Linked DNA regions of Homo sapiens: region 2 is linked to region 1. A link is a loop called in an ENCODE intact Hi-C map of the cell type or tissue named here. Cell type or tissue: A673. All regions are shown on one strand. Each heading gives the region's core, and the rest is flanking DNA. Links, peaks and the distances in the headings are about the cores only.

What was found. A loop is a pair of places that touch in the nucleus more often than their neighbours do. Peaks named below come from ENCODE experiments on the same cell type or tissue, not always from the same donor. Only the 100,000 strongest peaks of a DNase experiment are listed, where the experiment ranks them.
Region 2: a loop joins it to region 1, with 4 times the contacts of the local background. A loop is called at or near these places in 1 of 110 quality-filtered maps.

Annotation. Positions count from the first base shown.
Region 1 is chr16:24,317,549-24,320,048 of GRCh38, reverse strand. The region is part of intron 1 of CACNG3 (calcium voltage-gated channel auxiliary subunit gamma 3); the gene reads right to left. Among named protein-coding and RNA genes, the nearest start is that of CACNG3, 62 kb to the right of the region's middle. In A673, for the core only: a CTCF peak has its summit at 1,190 (motif pointing left); a DNase peak (open chromatin) is centred at 1,138; H3K27ac peaks cover 916 bases.
Region 2 is chr16:23,861,231-23,873,820 of GRCh38, reverse strand. All of the region lies in intron 2 of PRKCB (protein kinase C beta), which reads right to left. Among named protein-coding and RNA genes, the nearest start is that of PRKCB, 32 kb to the right of the region's middle. RefSeq lists an enhancer at 7,415-8,061. In A673, for the core only: no CTCF peak of the experiment used is centred there; a DNase peak (open chromatin) is centred at 7,050; H3K27ac peaks cover 2,273 bases.

The DNA.
Region 1 (2,500 bases), core at 1-2,500:
CCTAACAATCCCAGCACTTTGGGAGGTCAAGGCAGGCAGATCACTTGGTTAGGAGTTCGAGACCAGCCTGGCCAACATGGTGAAACCCCATCTCTACTAAAAATGCAAAAATTAGCGGGGCATGGTGGTGTGCACCTGTAGTCCCAGCTCCTTGGGAGGCTGAGGCAGGAGAATCGCTTGAACCCATGAGGCGGAGGTTGTAGTGAGCAGAGATTGTGCCACTGCACTCCAGCCTGGGCAACAGAGTGAGACTCTCTTTAAAAACAAAACAAACAAACAAAAATAACCCTGACAAGTCTGGGCATGGTGGTTCATGCCTGTAATCCCAGAATTCTGGGAGGCTGAGGCAGAAGGATTGCTTGAGGCCAAGAGTACAAGACCAGCCTGGGCAACACAGCAAGACTCTATCTCTATGAAAATAAATAAATAAATTAAATAAATAAATAAATAAATAAAAGCCAGGCATGGCACATGCCTATTGTCCCTGTTGTTGATTGAGGCCAGGAGGTCAAGTCTGCAGTAAGCCATGATCACACCACTGCACTCCAGCCTGGGAGACAAAGCAAGACCTCTTCTCTTGCAAAAACCATAACTTTGCACAAAGACCATTGCAACCTTACACACACAAAAAATACTTTTACGAGGACATCTTCCCAGCAACTGCCTGTCCAACCTCGAACTGGCACCACCCTTGTTATTCATCCTTGTAGCCAAGGATAACTATCTCAAAACAATTACACAATCCCCCTGATTTTTCCTTTAAAAACCTTTGTCTTCCTTTACCTCCCTGCCTAAATATGCGCATAGTTCACTATGGCACCTGTATTCCCATTGCAATGCCTATTCCCTAATAAACGTCATTTTCTTTTGAAGCATTTTCCTCTCTGTCATTTAGGTTGACACTCTTTAAATCAACCCGGTTTCTTTTTTAACTTAAATTTATTTTCAAAGGAAACTTTATAACCCAACTGTAAATGGAAAGTGAGTATCTCTGGCTGTAAATAGAAGGCCACTGTAAAAATAAACACAATGAAAACAAAATGATTTTATTAAATTCCAGCCAGATACCATGAATTGAAAAGGAAATAGCTTTCTCACCATGTGGTGAGATCTTATTTAATGCCTTGTCCGGATGCCACATAGCAGCCTTGGTAGATGCTACCTGCAGCCAGGGAGCCTCCTACTGGTGGGGTTGCCTGCCTGGTAGAAGGAAGGGACTAGTTAGCCCCCAACCCCTTCAACCTGAGGTAGGTAGCACAGATAATCCATGCTTCAAGGAACAGCATTAACAGCTGCCCTTCCTCTGGTTAGAGCACCCAGAATATGCCCAAAACTACTTGGTAACATGTGACCCCACCTGCAACAGGAGGTGTCCTGTTGAACTGTAATCACAAGGACATTTATTATCCTTGAGCCACTATCGCTGGGAGGTGCCATAGTATGACCAGAGGGTGGTGAGCCTAGTAGCTTGTTTTGGCTGGAAGTGAGACCCCAGGGTCTGGGCACTAGGCAAGAAGCTGCTGTTTTTTCATTCATTCATTCGAAAAAGGATATACAGGCCGGGTGCGGTAATTCATGCCTGTAATCTCAGCACTTTGTGAGGCCAAGGTGGGAGAATCACCTGAGGTCAGGACTTTGAGACCAGCCTGGCCAGCATGGTGAAACCCCATCTCTACTAAAAATACAAAAATTAGCCAGGTGTGGTGGCACATGCCTGTAGTCCCAGCTACCTGGGAGGCTGAGGCAGGAGAATGGCTTGAACCTGGGAGATGGAGGTTGCAGTGAGCTGAGATAGTGCCACTGCACTCCAGCCTGGGTGACAGAGTGAGACTCCATCTCAAGAAAAATGAAAAAAAAAATACAAAAGGATATACTGAGTGCCTCCTACGTGTTAAGCACCATACCCAGCTCTAGGGATGCTGAGGGACAAAGCTCCTGCCTTTGTGAATATGGGAGAGATGGAGAAGGATCATATGAAGGAAATAAACAAGGAGGCAGGATAGCCTGTCACAGTGGGAGGTCAGGGAAGCCTCTCAGAGAAGGGGCATCTGGGCTGAGACCAAATGCCAAGCATGAGCAGCCACATTAAGATGAGCGGGAGAGCATCTGGGCTGAGTGACCAGCAAGTGCACAGGCCCAGAGGCTGGAATTCTCACCTCTCATCACCCCATCTTCAAGGAAGCACTTCTGAAGCTTCAGGGGGTGCAGAATCCCTAGGAGTGGGGGTCAGAGGGAGGTTGGCTTCAGATTCCTGGGCCATAACTCAAGAGGATCTGATTCAGCAGGTCTGGGGTGGGACCCGAGGTTCAGCATTTCTTTTTTCTTTTCTTTCTTTTCTTTCTTTCTTTCTTTCTTTCTTTCTTTCTTTCTTTCTTTCTTTCTTTCTTTCTTTCTTTCTTTTCTTTTCTTTCTTTCTGTCTGTCTTTCTTTCTTTCTTTCTTTCTTTCTTTCTTTCTTTCTTTCTTTCTTTCTTTCTTTCTTTCTTTCTTTCTTTTTCTTT
Region 2 (12,590 bases), core at 6,037-8,536, 450 kb after region 1:
CAGAAGCAGATATACTGACAGTGGCTAATTCTAGCTGACATCTCTTAAGGTCTCAGCTCATGCCTGGCAGACTTTCCTGAAACTGCTCCTCTCACCTGCAAGGGTGGAGCCCAGCTATAGCATCTTCCATGTCCCTATCCACTGGCTTCTGACTCAATGAAGGGCAATCAGATTATCCCAGAAGTTTGGAATTAGACTTAAGAAATGCTATCTGTCCCAGTTGGGAAGTAAGTGTGAAGTATGGCCAGAAAGCACATGGTTGACCCATTGCAAACACAGGCCAAGAAAGACCATCAACAGAAAAAGGAGAAAGTCAGACCTGCAGGAACCAAAGAAGAACCAGAAAACCCATGGTCCAAAAACAAAGAGAAGCTGAAATCGCACAGCTGCCTGCATTCCCGATAAGTCTTCCATTTTTCTTTTTTTCTTTTTTCTCTCTTTTTTTTTTTTGACAGAGTTTCACTCCATCGCCCAGGCTGGAGTGCAATGGCACGATTTCGGCTCACTGCAACCTCCACCTCCCAGGCTCAAGCAATTCTCCTGCCTCAGTCTCCTCCCAAGTAGCTGGGATTACAGGCGCCCACCACCACACTCAGCTAACTTTTTTTTTCTTTTTTTTTTTTTTTTTTTTGTGTGTGTGTGTGTGTGTGTTTTTAGTAGAGACGGGGTTTAGCCACGTTGGCCAGCCTGGTCTTGGACTCCTGACCTCAGTTGATCCACCCACCTCGACCTCCCAAAATGCTGGGATTACAGGCATCCGCTACCACACCCAGCTAATTTTTTTTTTATTTTTTATTTTATTTTTAGTAGAGTCGGGGTTTCACCATGTTGGTCAGGCTGGTCTTGAACTCCTAACCTCAGATGATCTGCCCGCCTCGACCTCCCAAAGTGCTGGGATTACAGGCATGAGACACCACGCCGGGCCAAGTCTTCCGTTTTTCTAACCAGTTGCTCCTGAAGCCCAGCTGAAGTTCCTGCTCTTCAATCACACATGATAACCTCCAATAATAATAATAATAATAATGGCAGCAGGAGCTCCTACTCAGAGATGCTCACCATCTGCTCAGCAATCAGTGCTTTCCATACACAAAATTTAGTTTTCCTGACAACCCTGTGAGGTAGTTCATATTTTTACACTTTGCTCTATTTTTGTAGGTGAAAAACTGAGGCACAAAGAGGTTAAGTAACTTCCCAAAAGTGACCCAACTAGGAAGTGGCAGAGCCAGAATCTGAACCCAAACAGGATACCTCCAGAGACCTTATATTTAACTTTTATTTATTAATTTTTTCTTGTTTTTTAGATAAAGGGTCTTGCTCTGTCATCCAGGCTGGAGTGCAGTGGCACAATCATAGTTCACTGCAGCTTCCAACTCCTGAGCTCAAGCGATCCTCCCACCACAGCCCCCCGAGTAGGTAGGACTACAGGTGCACACGACCGCACCAGCTAATATTTTTAAAAATTTTTTGTAAAGACGAAGTCTTGCTATGTTGCCCAGACTGACATTTAACTATTAACTATTCCACTTCTTGGTCTAAGTTGGCCTAAGTGAATTTCCACAACTTGTGACTCCAACAGAGAGACATGGAGAAGCCACATGGACTCAGGGAAAAGCAGCCACCTGGAAGTGCTGTAACAGGAACGCTGCCAGTTCTTCCTGCTAAGTTGGCCAGCAAGAGACCATTTCTTGGAACTGGGGTGGCTGCTGGCACCAAGGCCTGCAGTCACAAGAAGAGCCGTGGCAAAGCCACTCAGGCCTTGATGTAGCATGTTCTTGACAATTATGTGTGTTGAGCACCCCCTGAGTGCCAGCCACCATTCTGGGAGCTGGAGAAGTAACAGAGAACAAGACAGGCAAGGACCCCGCTCTCCCAAAGCTTACATTCTAGAAAAGGAAGTCAAACTAATATTTTAAACAGTTACAGATGCTATGAAAAGATTTAAAAAAAAAAAAAAAAAAAAAACCTGTATAACTTTGGGAGGCTGAGAGGCTGAGTTGGGCAGATTGCCTGAGGTCAGGAGTTCGAAACCAGCCAGACCAACATGATGAAACCCTGTCTCTACTAAAAATACAAAAATTAGCCAGGCATGGTGGCACATGCCTGTAATCACAACTACTCGGGTGGCTGAAACCAGAGAATCACCTGAACCCAGGAGGCACAGGTTGCAGTGAGCCGAGATTGTGCCCCTGCACTTCATCCTGGGCAACACAGTGAGACTCCGTCTCAAAAAAAAAGAAAAGATAAAAAAAACAAGGTGATGGGATTAGAGAATGCTGGAAGGGTAGTCAGGGAAGGCTCAAAGAGGTGATACTGGAGCTAAAATGAAAATGATGGGAAGGATCCGACTAATGCCATGATCCTGGGGAAGAGAGACAGAGGGGGACAGGGGCAGGAACGAGCTTAGAGAAGTCAAAGAAGAGAGAGAAGGCAGAGTGCCTGGAGCACACATTCATTCCACGGTCTCTGCTGGGCAGGCAAATCCTTCACGGGCCAGGCATGTGGAGAGAAAGATGACTATGATTCAGCCCATTGGCTCATATAACTGACAGGCTGGTGAAGGAGCCAGCATGGCAGGCTGCACTTGACCACTCTTCATTCCTCCCTAGAGCCACACCCTTGCTATGTGACTCTCTCCATAAGAGATACAGCCCATCCCCCATGTCTTGAATCTGAGAAGGCTTGGGACTTGTTTAGGGCCCGTATGCAGAATGCAGTGGAAGAGACGGTGCAGCAGTTCCAAAGCTCATCCTGCAGTACCGTTGTGTTCTCAGACCCTTTGAACTGGGCCCATCTGCCCTGTGAACAAGCCCAAGTGGCCTGCTGGAAAAGGAGACCCACGGGGTCCAGGCCCCCTATTGCTCCAGCTAACACACATCTAAGTGCCAGATGTGCAAGTGAAGCCATCCTAGACCAATCAGGCCCCAGATAACCTGCTAGCTGACCAAAGACACACGAGCAAGCCCAGCCGAGATCAACAGCATTGCCCAGCTGATCTGTAGACTAGAGTGCAGTTTAGAGGTAGTTTGTTATAAAGAAGAAGCAAATTCATACACCAGGGTGGATGCCTGAGAAAGTGTGGGAACACAGTCAGAAACAGCTTGCTTTGTGGCTGTACCTGACAGCCCTGCCAGGGTCCTGATCAACCTACGTGCAGGTAGGTCCTGATGTGGCCCCAGGCTGATGCCCTGAAGCAGCTACCACTCTGGCATGCCACAAGAAAGTGAAGCACCTAATGGCTTCGTTTAAAAGTCCCAAGTGAGCAGTTAGAAGGAAACTTTGCTTTAGGATGTTGCCTCTGGAATCAAACAGACCTGACTTGAAGCCCCAATTCTGCCTCTTTCTAGCTAGGATAAGTTGTTTAGCCTCTCCAAGCCTCTGTTTCCTTATCTGACAATAGATTAAATAACTAAAGTATCTTGAAGAGTACCTGGCACATACCACATGCTATATACATGTTTCCAGTTATTATACATGAACCAAAGAAAGGGACACCCCCCATTGTAATGAACATATCACTCATTGGTGATATCTGAAAGAATTTTATATGGAATACAGATGACACTCATCACACCAAGCCATACTAGGAAGAAATTGTTCTTCTGATTCTTTTTTAATCTTCCTGATTTATCAAAGGAGAAAGTATCAGTTTGGTGCTTGTATGTTTTGAACACCATTCTAATATTTGCCAAACTCCTTTTTGGAACATAGAGAGACGATATTTCAAAATCAGATTCTTGTCTGCCAACAGTACCTAGCTAGAACTTCATAATATTGTTTAAATTACCCTTTTTTTTTTTTTCAGATGGAGTCTCACTCTGTCGCCCAGGCTAGAGTGCAATGGCGCGATCTCGGCTCACCGCAACCTCCGCCTCCCAGGTTTAAGCGATTCTCCTGCTTCAGCCTCCTGAGTAGCTGGGATTACAGGCCTCTGCCAGCATGCCTGGCTAATTTTTGTATTTTTAGTAGAGATGGAGTGTCACCATGTTGGTCAGGCTGGTCTCAAACTCCTGACCCCAGGTGATCCGCCCACCTCAGCCTCCCAAAGTGCTGGGATTACAGGCGTGAGCCACTGCTTATAGTTATGAATTATTTGTGATGACACTGTTTTTCTATTTATACGATGATAAAATTTCCTTCAAAATAAATGGGTTGAAATGAAAAAACAGACTCTTTAAAGAAAAATATTATTTCCTGTTCTATATCTTTGGTAGAAAAAGATTTATTTAAAAGAAAAAAGGACAGACAGCACACAGACACAGAAAATATGATGTAAGTTAGAATGGAATATTAGGGAAGACTGAAATAAGAAAAAGACCATGGATAGGATTGGGAGTTCGACCTGGCTCAAGCTCCAGCTTAGTCAAGTTACTGGCTATATGACTGTATTAGTCAGCTTTTGGTAGGTAAGTGCAATAATAAGCAACCCCAAAATTCTAGTGACTTACAATATTCGAAGTTTAGCTCTTACTCGTGCTACGTGTCACTGCAGTTGTCTGTGGCTCTGTGATTCTACTTCCTGTGTCTTTTCCATCCCAGGACGCAGCTGAGGCAACAGCCCTTTCTTGGTCTTGTGGCAGAGGTGGGAAGAACAATGGCTAAACCACACAATAGCTTCTCAAAGCCTCTGTTTAAATGTAGAGTAGATTGTGTCTGCTCACGTTCCATTGGCCAATGCTCCACATCAGTGGGAAGGAAAGTGTGTCCCTTCTGCAAGTAGACATGTATGTCACATAGCCATGTGTGAAATGTATAATCCTTGTATGAGGTGGGAGCAAATAATTGAGACAACAACACAATCCACCACAGGGACCCTGGGCAAGTCGCCTCACTTCTATTTCGGCATCTGTGAAATGGGTCAAGCTCAATACACAGGCATTCTCTCTCCCTTTCTTATTTTCTGAGATTCATTCAGGGAAGCTCAAATCAACATTAGAAAGTTCTTGGGAGACCAGCTGTACTGAAAAGTTTGATTCAAGATTGTAATCAGCCAAAAACAAACCCAAGTGGACCTGATGCTTCGTGTGAGATGGGTACCCTTGGCAGCCGGCCCCAGTCTCCATCCCCACAAGCCATTCATGTCACCACTTTATAAAAATCTTATTAGACAAACTCTTACCAGTTCTGAAACTAAAGAGAAAATGGAGGGGAAATGGTTCTATTAATTGATATCAAGACATTAATGTGGTGATTAAGAGCATGCGTTTTGTTATTTAAATCATGGCTCTGCCATTTACTTGTTACATCACCTTGAGCAAGTCAAATAACTGAGCCTCAGGTTATTTATCCATAAAATGCAGACAATCAATTATGTAACTGATAGGTCATTGTGAAAATCAAATAAGATAATTAATGTGTATAACTTATCATCTGCCTGCCCCAAATAAATGCTCAATAAATAGAAATTCTTACTAATGCCAGTACATGTCCCAGAGAATAAAAGTTCAAGTATTTCAAATTGACATTTGGCACTCAGAATAGGGAAGTCCTTGCTTATGCCAGCTGTCTAAGTCTGAGTTTTATTTTTTGCTTCCCATTCTGCAAAACGGGTCAGTGCACTGCTCCCTGGAAATCCCACAGGGATGGCCTGACCTTGCCTCTATTTGTAAAGGATTTTCAATATTTTTTGCAGGACCTGAAGAAATATAAAGTGCAGGGGCCATTTCTGAAAGTGATAAATGGATGTGGACCATGGCTACATTGGTTTTTTCAGCCTTCAGTTCACAAGGATAGGTCAGCAAAAGGCTGAGGTCAGTGTATAAGGAGATCTTCAGAAAACAAATCCGTAGGGGAAGATCTACATCTACCATTCTTTGGAGCCAGATCTCCCCTGTTTTATGTGTGATGGATGCTTTTAGCAACCAAGTTTATTCCAACTCCCAGCTGCAGGACTTGTCGCCAATTACTTGGAAAGAGATGAATAATTAAAGACTTCTCTCTAGAGGGACCAAGCAGAAGTGTTTGGCTAACAGGGAAAAGTTAGCAATAATAATCTCCCTGTGGCTCACAGCAGTTTGGTCTACTTCTAAGTCTGCTCAGAGATTCAAAGTCTACCCAAGATTGCACAAGTTGTGACCCTGAGCCTCAGTCTTCACATCCTTAAAGTGGGAATAATGAACTGTTTGGAAACACTTTGTTAGGCTTCAAGAGCTAAACCAATAATAAGGGAGTCTGTCATTCCCTTATGGCACTAAAGTGACACAGGACCCAGGACTTGATGAAAATAGACAACACAAACACAAACAACGAGCAAAGGATCAGTGTCTAGTAGATTGAAATAAAAATTATTACAAATCAATATGAAATTATAAAAAAGTGGGGAGGGAGACATTCATAGAAGATGAAATACAATTGTCCAATAAATATGTAAAAAGATGTTCAGTCTCACTAGTAAGAAGAGGTGGCTGGGAGTAGCGGCTCACGCCTGTAATCCCAGCACTTTGGGAGGCCGAGGCCGGTGGATCACCTGAGGTCAGGAGTTCAAGACCCACCTGGCCAACATGGCGAAACCCCGTCTCTACTAAAAATACAAAAAAAATCAGCCAGGTGAGGTGGCAGTAATCCCAGCTACTAAGGAGGCTAAGGCAGGAGAATCGCTTGAACCTGGGAGGCGGAGGTTGCAGTGAGCTGAGATCATGCCACGGCATTCCAGCCTGGGCGACAGAGTGAGACTCGGAAAGTAAGAAAGGAAAGAAAGGAAAGGAAATGAAGAAAGAAAAGAAAGAAAGAAAGAGAAAGAAAGAAAGAGAAAGAAAGAAAGAGAGAGAGAGAGAAGGAAGGAAGGAAGGAAGGAAGGAAGGAAGGAAGGAAGGAAGGAAGGAAGGAAGGGAAGGAAGGGAAGGAAGGGAAGGAAGGGAAGGAAGGGAAGGAAGAAAGGAAGGGGAAGGGAAGGGAAGAGAAGAGAAGAGAAGGGGACAGGAAAGGATCATTAAAATTAAATGCCATTTTTCTCCCATCAGATTGGCAAAAGTGTTAAGGCCTGATAATATCATGGTCTGGGAAAGATGCAGTGAGACGGAAACACACACTGCTGGTGGGAGTATACAGTGGTCCAGCTATTCTGGAGAACATTTGGCAAAACCTATTAAAAGCTGAATCGTGTATACCCCAGGGCTAAGCCATTATACTTCCGAGGAACACGAGAAACACTTGCATATTGATGAGATGTGTAGAAAGATGCTCATTGCCATGCTGTTTGTAATAGACACAACCCCTCCAAAAAAGAATCTAAATGTTCATCAACAGGGAAGTGGCCATATGCATGGGAGAAAGTTCAGACTTTGGAATGCTACAGAGTTCTATAAGAGACACCAAATTTACAAACAATAGGCTTCTGGGGAAGGTAGAGGGGACTAAATTGAGACGTCAAAAGAGTTAAAAGGTCTTCAATCTTATCTATGTTGTGTAATTTATCCTGATGAGATTGTACTTATGCATTTCTTATGAACTTAAATTTTTTAACACAGCAGGACAATGTCACTATATCATCTATGCTGGGTCACAAAATCTAGCTGACTCCAGAATCAGCAGAAGATACGTGTATGGGGATAAACATGGCCATAATGATTACCCCATGACTGAGGTTTCTACCTCCCCTGATGTTTTCTCTTTACTCTCAGAAAGAAACAGTCAACCAAGGCACACTTGGCTTTTGCCAGTCTAGTAACCTAGAGACCTAAAGGATTAATCCCTTCCCAGGGGCGATAATTAACATTTTCTAATGAAGGCAATTTACAATCAATCAAGTTAACAACTGCTGTTCTTATCCTACTTTCTTTCACTTAGGTGTGAAAAGACAGGAAGTACTTGAAGGGTGGGGTAGACTCAAAGGATAGAATCCCACAGGATCCCATAGAGCCCGGGGGCAATTTGACCAGGAAGGGGTTCTGAACTCCAGAAGAGGAGGATGGAGAGTGGAAACACAAAGACTAAAAGGCAGGCTCTAGCATGACATCCAGAGAGAGGCCTCCCTCTTCTGGGCTTAAGCCTACTCTCCCAGAACCTTCACTCAGCTCCTTGCATCCCAAAGGGCAGAGTCTAGGCTAAGCATAAAGGATCCAATCTATGCAATGGAGGGAAGTAAGTGTCCAACACAGAGGCACCTGATGAAATACAGCGACCAGCCCAAGAAGAGCCCCTTGGGGCTCTGTTTCTTACATTAGGAAATCTCAATTTCAGCCTGCACAACATGGCAAAACCCCATTTCTACAAAGATAGATATATATTTATATATAAAAATTTAAATATACATATACACACACACACACACACACACACACACACACACACACACACACACACACACATATATATATATATATATATATATATATATATATATATATATATATATATATGCCGGGCATTGTTGTACATGCCTGTAGTTCCAGCTGCCCTGGAGGCTGAGGTGGGAGGATCACCTGAGCCCAGGAGGTCAGGGTTGCAGTGAGGTGTGATTGTGCTACTGTACCTCAGTCTGAGTGACAGAATGAGATCCTGTCCAAAAAACAAACAAACAAACAAAAAACCACACACACACACACACACACACACACACAAACAAAACAGAAAATAAATCTTGATTTCTATTTCTTCCTCGTTCAATCTTGTGAGGTTGTGTGCAAAGGAAATTTACCCATTTCCTCTAGGTTTTCTAACTTGTGTGCATAGAGGTGTTCATAGTCATCCCTGAGGATCTCCTGTGTTTCTGTGGGATCAGTCATAATGTCAGCTTGGTCATTTCTGATTGTGCTTATTTGGATTGTGTCCTTTGCAGCAACATGGATGCAGCTGGAGGCCATTATCCTAAGCAAATTAATGCAGAAACAGAAAACCAAATACCACATGTTCTCACTTCGAAGTGGGAACTAAACATTGGGTACACAGGGGCATAAAGATGGAAACAACCGACACTAGGGACCCCAAGAGGGAGAGGGCATAGGGGAAGGGGGTCAAAAAACTACCTATCAGATGCTAGGTTCACTATGTGAGTGGCGCGACCAATAGAAACCCTAACCTTAGCATCACGCTCCATAACCACGTAACGAAACTGCACATGTACTCCCTTAATCTAAAATAATTTAAAAAAAACAAAAAAAGAAATCTCAGAGGCCCTGGTCGTGAGAAGCACCCAGCCTCCACTCAGGGATGGAGGGATACAGAAGCAAACTCCACCTTCCGTTTCCTGTTTGATCACAGCAACTCCCAATGCAGGTCTCTGCTATAAGAAGTAGATACAGGTTTTTTCTTTTCCATCACTTATCATAATCTAGAACGACCTCTTATTTTGTTTGTTTGTAATCTTGTTTATTATCTGTAGGTTACATGAGGAGCAAGGGCTATCTTGCCTATTGCTGTATCCCCAGTATACAGTAGGAGCTCAATAAATTTTTCTTTTCAAGATGAGTTCTCACTATACTGCCCTGGCTGGTCTCAAGATCCTGGGCTCAAGTGATCCTCCCGTCTCAGCTTCCCAAAAGACTGGGATTGCAGGCGTGAGCCACTGTGCCCGGCAATAAATATCTTTTCTTAATCTCGAAGGTGAGGATACTTCTAGCAATACAGCAATAAGCCTGAAACACAGTACCTGAGGGTGGGAGAGCTCACTGAGCAGAGATGGTGTTTAGGAAAGAAGTAGAAATGCCTCTACTTCGGAAGGGACCATTTCTGTTCCTAAAATAAATAAAATCATATGATTTTCCTAGGACTATTTTTTGTGGCTCTATGGGTTAAGAGTCAGAACCTTCATGTTAGTCGCCCTACAAAGGAACAAGGGAGATCCTTATTACTAAGTTTTGAAGTTTGACCTCAGCTTAGCTAAGATTTTACTCTGTACCCATTACTGACGGGCTGGTACAAAAATAAGAGCAGTAACTTCCTCTTTTATTTAAACAAAGAGAGAGAGAGAGAGAAATAACGTACTGAACTCTGAACTTCCTCTCTTTTAACCACAACTTACTACTGACTTTTACTTTGGTAAAAAGATTACCAAATCAGGCACATTCTTGGTGCTGATGGATAGTTTCTATCCAAAACTCTGCCTGGAACATTGTCTACTAATACCAATTTTAATATAGGAGCCAGTCCAGGAACCCTGATTGGAAGCGGACAAGACTGACTCCAGGCTGCCATAAAACTGCCCAGCTCAGCTTTGGGGCTGCTACAGTTACATTTACAGGATAGACACTTTCCATACGAAAATGAAACTGCATTCAAAATGCAATTCTATTTCGAGGCACAAATCCACAGCTAGATAGGGCAGAGGAGCTGGGACATCGGGTGCAGCAGCCTAAGTTTGGCCCCAAGCTCTGCCACTTAAGAGCTCTGTGACATTGTATTACAGGAAAGGAGTCCTGATCCAGACCCCAAGAAAGGGTTCTTGGATCTTGCACAAGAAAGAATTCAGGGTGAGTCCACAGTGCAAAGCAAAAGCAAGTTTATTAAGAAAGTAAAGTGGTGAAAGAACAGTTACTCCATAGACAGAGTAGGGGGTTCCTAAAAGTAAGAGAAGGAGCACGTCCACCCTAGGTAAAATATTCGTGTGTGTGTGTGTGTGTGTGTGTGTGTGTATGTGTATATATATGTATATATATACACATATATATGTATGTATATATACACATATATACGTATGTATGTATACACATATATACATATATATGCATGTGTATATATATACACATACACATGCATATATATGATTATATGATCATATATGTTATATATTATATAATCATATATATAAATCATATATATATGATTTTAAAAATCATGGAGAGATGTGTTCTGCTACAAGGGTTTGTGATAAAGGATTAATTTTCTTAATTACTCTGTTTTGCAATAATCAATATTATTATCCTTAAAGCAAAATTAGGAATGCCTTTGTTCTCAAGATATCGGGATAGCTGGACACTGCCAAGCCTGGCTCTGTTTAGTAAACATTATCAATCTGTTCCCTTAACTGTAGACATCTAGAGGCTAGGAATACCTTTCTTTCTGGGAATGCAGCCCAGCAAGTCCCGGTCTTATTTTCCTAGCCCTTACTCAAGATGGAGTCACTCTGGCTCAAGTGCCTCTGACAATTGGGGAAATGACTTCACCTCTCTGGGCGTTAGTTTTCCCATGTGTTAGACAGAAAAGAGTCTCGTTTCTGTTATGGGCAAGCAAGCTTCAGCTAGACCCAACCTTTCCATAGGTAACAAGTAAAAACTCTCAACGAAAAAAAAATTTTTTCCTGAAATTACTCGAAAGTGAACAAAAGAAAGCAGATTCTGCAGAGAGGTTGAAACTTGGAAGAAGGGAATGGTCATTTTACAGCTTTTCCCCTGAACGCAAGCTGCTGTCAGCTAAAACTTCAACATGAAGCCTCAAGTCTTTCTGGTGTACAGAACCAGAGGACAGGTTTCAGGTCACTCACGGCTTCTGGAAAGTGAGGAAGGAATTCCATAATAGAGACAGCCAAGAGAGAAGAGCCCCAAATTCTGTGTCTAAACCCCACCCAAATGTCTGGCTGACTCTTGAACCATGCATGCATGGGGCAGTCCCAAAGAAGACTCAAGGATAAAATAAAAAACAGAACTGACATCTGAGCTGGTGTCCCAGAGACAGTCTACTGTCCAACCAAGTCAATGGCCTACTAAAACAAAAACATCAATGCTTTTCAGAGAAATACGAATGAATCCAGAGTCTCCACAGCACAACACTTACAGTGTCCAGGATACAATCCAAAATTACCCGACATACAAAAAACCAGGAAGATAAGACACAATCTCAAGAGAAGCTAATCAACCAGGAAAAAAGGGGGAGGAGCAATGATTCAGAGTAGGTTGAGGCAATAACCTCAAATTGTGTGAGATACAATGCATTCTACTGGAAAGAACAGAAAACCCATCTTAAGACGTTTTAAGCAGTAAGAGAATTATCTAACAAAACAAAATTTCAAGAGATAGAGCTATATCAAGATTAGTGAATTCAGGGGCTCAAGGATATTGTGAAGGAGACAGATCCTCTCCCTCTTTTTACACTGCCATTTACAGCTTGCCAACCTTGTCCCTCATGGTCAAAACATAGCTGCCACAGCTCCAAGCACCACATGCAAATGTGACATGAAATACTTAAACACAAATCCTTTGTCCTATGTCCCCTTCCTTCCTGCTTTGCCCTGTGAGTATGTGATTCTGGGAGCTATCACAGCCTTCCTGGGACCAAGAAGGGAGACACTGATCACATTTTGAGGATGGCAGAGCAAATAACTGAGAGGCGCTTGATGACAGTGTTAAGTCTTTGATTAAACCAACCCTGGAACCACCAGCCTCCTTGTTAGGCTCGCCAGATATTCTGTTTTTAAGAACCAAAGCAGGTCAGGCATGGTGGCTCATGCCTGTAATCCCAGCACTTTAGGAGGCGGAGGTGTGAGGATTGCTTGAGCCCAAATTCAAGACCAGCCTGGGAAACACAGTGAGACCCTGTTTCTATAAAAAATAAAATAATTAGCTAGGAATGGTGGGACATGCCTGTAGTCCCAGCTACCTGGGAGGCTGAAGTGGGAGGTTTGCTTGAGCCTGGGAGGTTGAGGCTGCAGTGAGCTGTGTTTG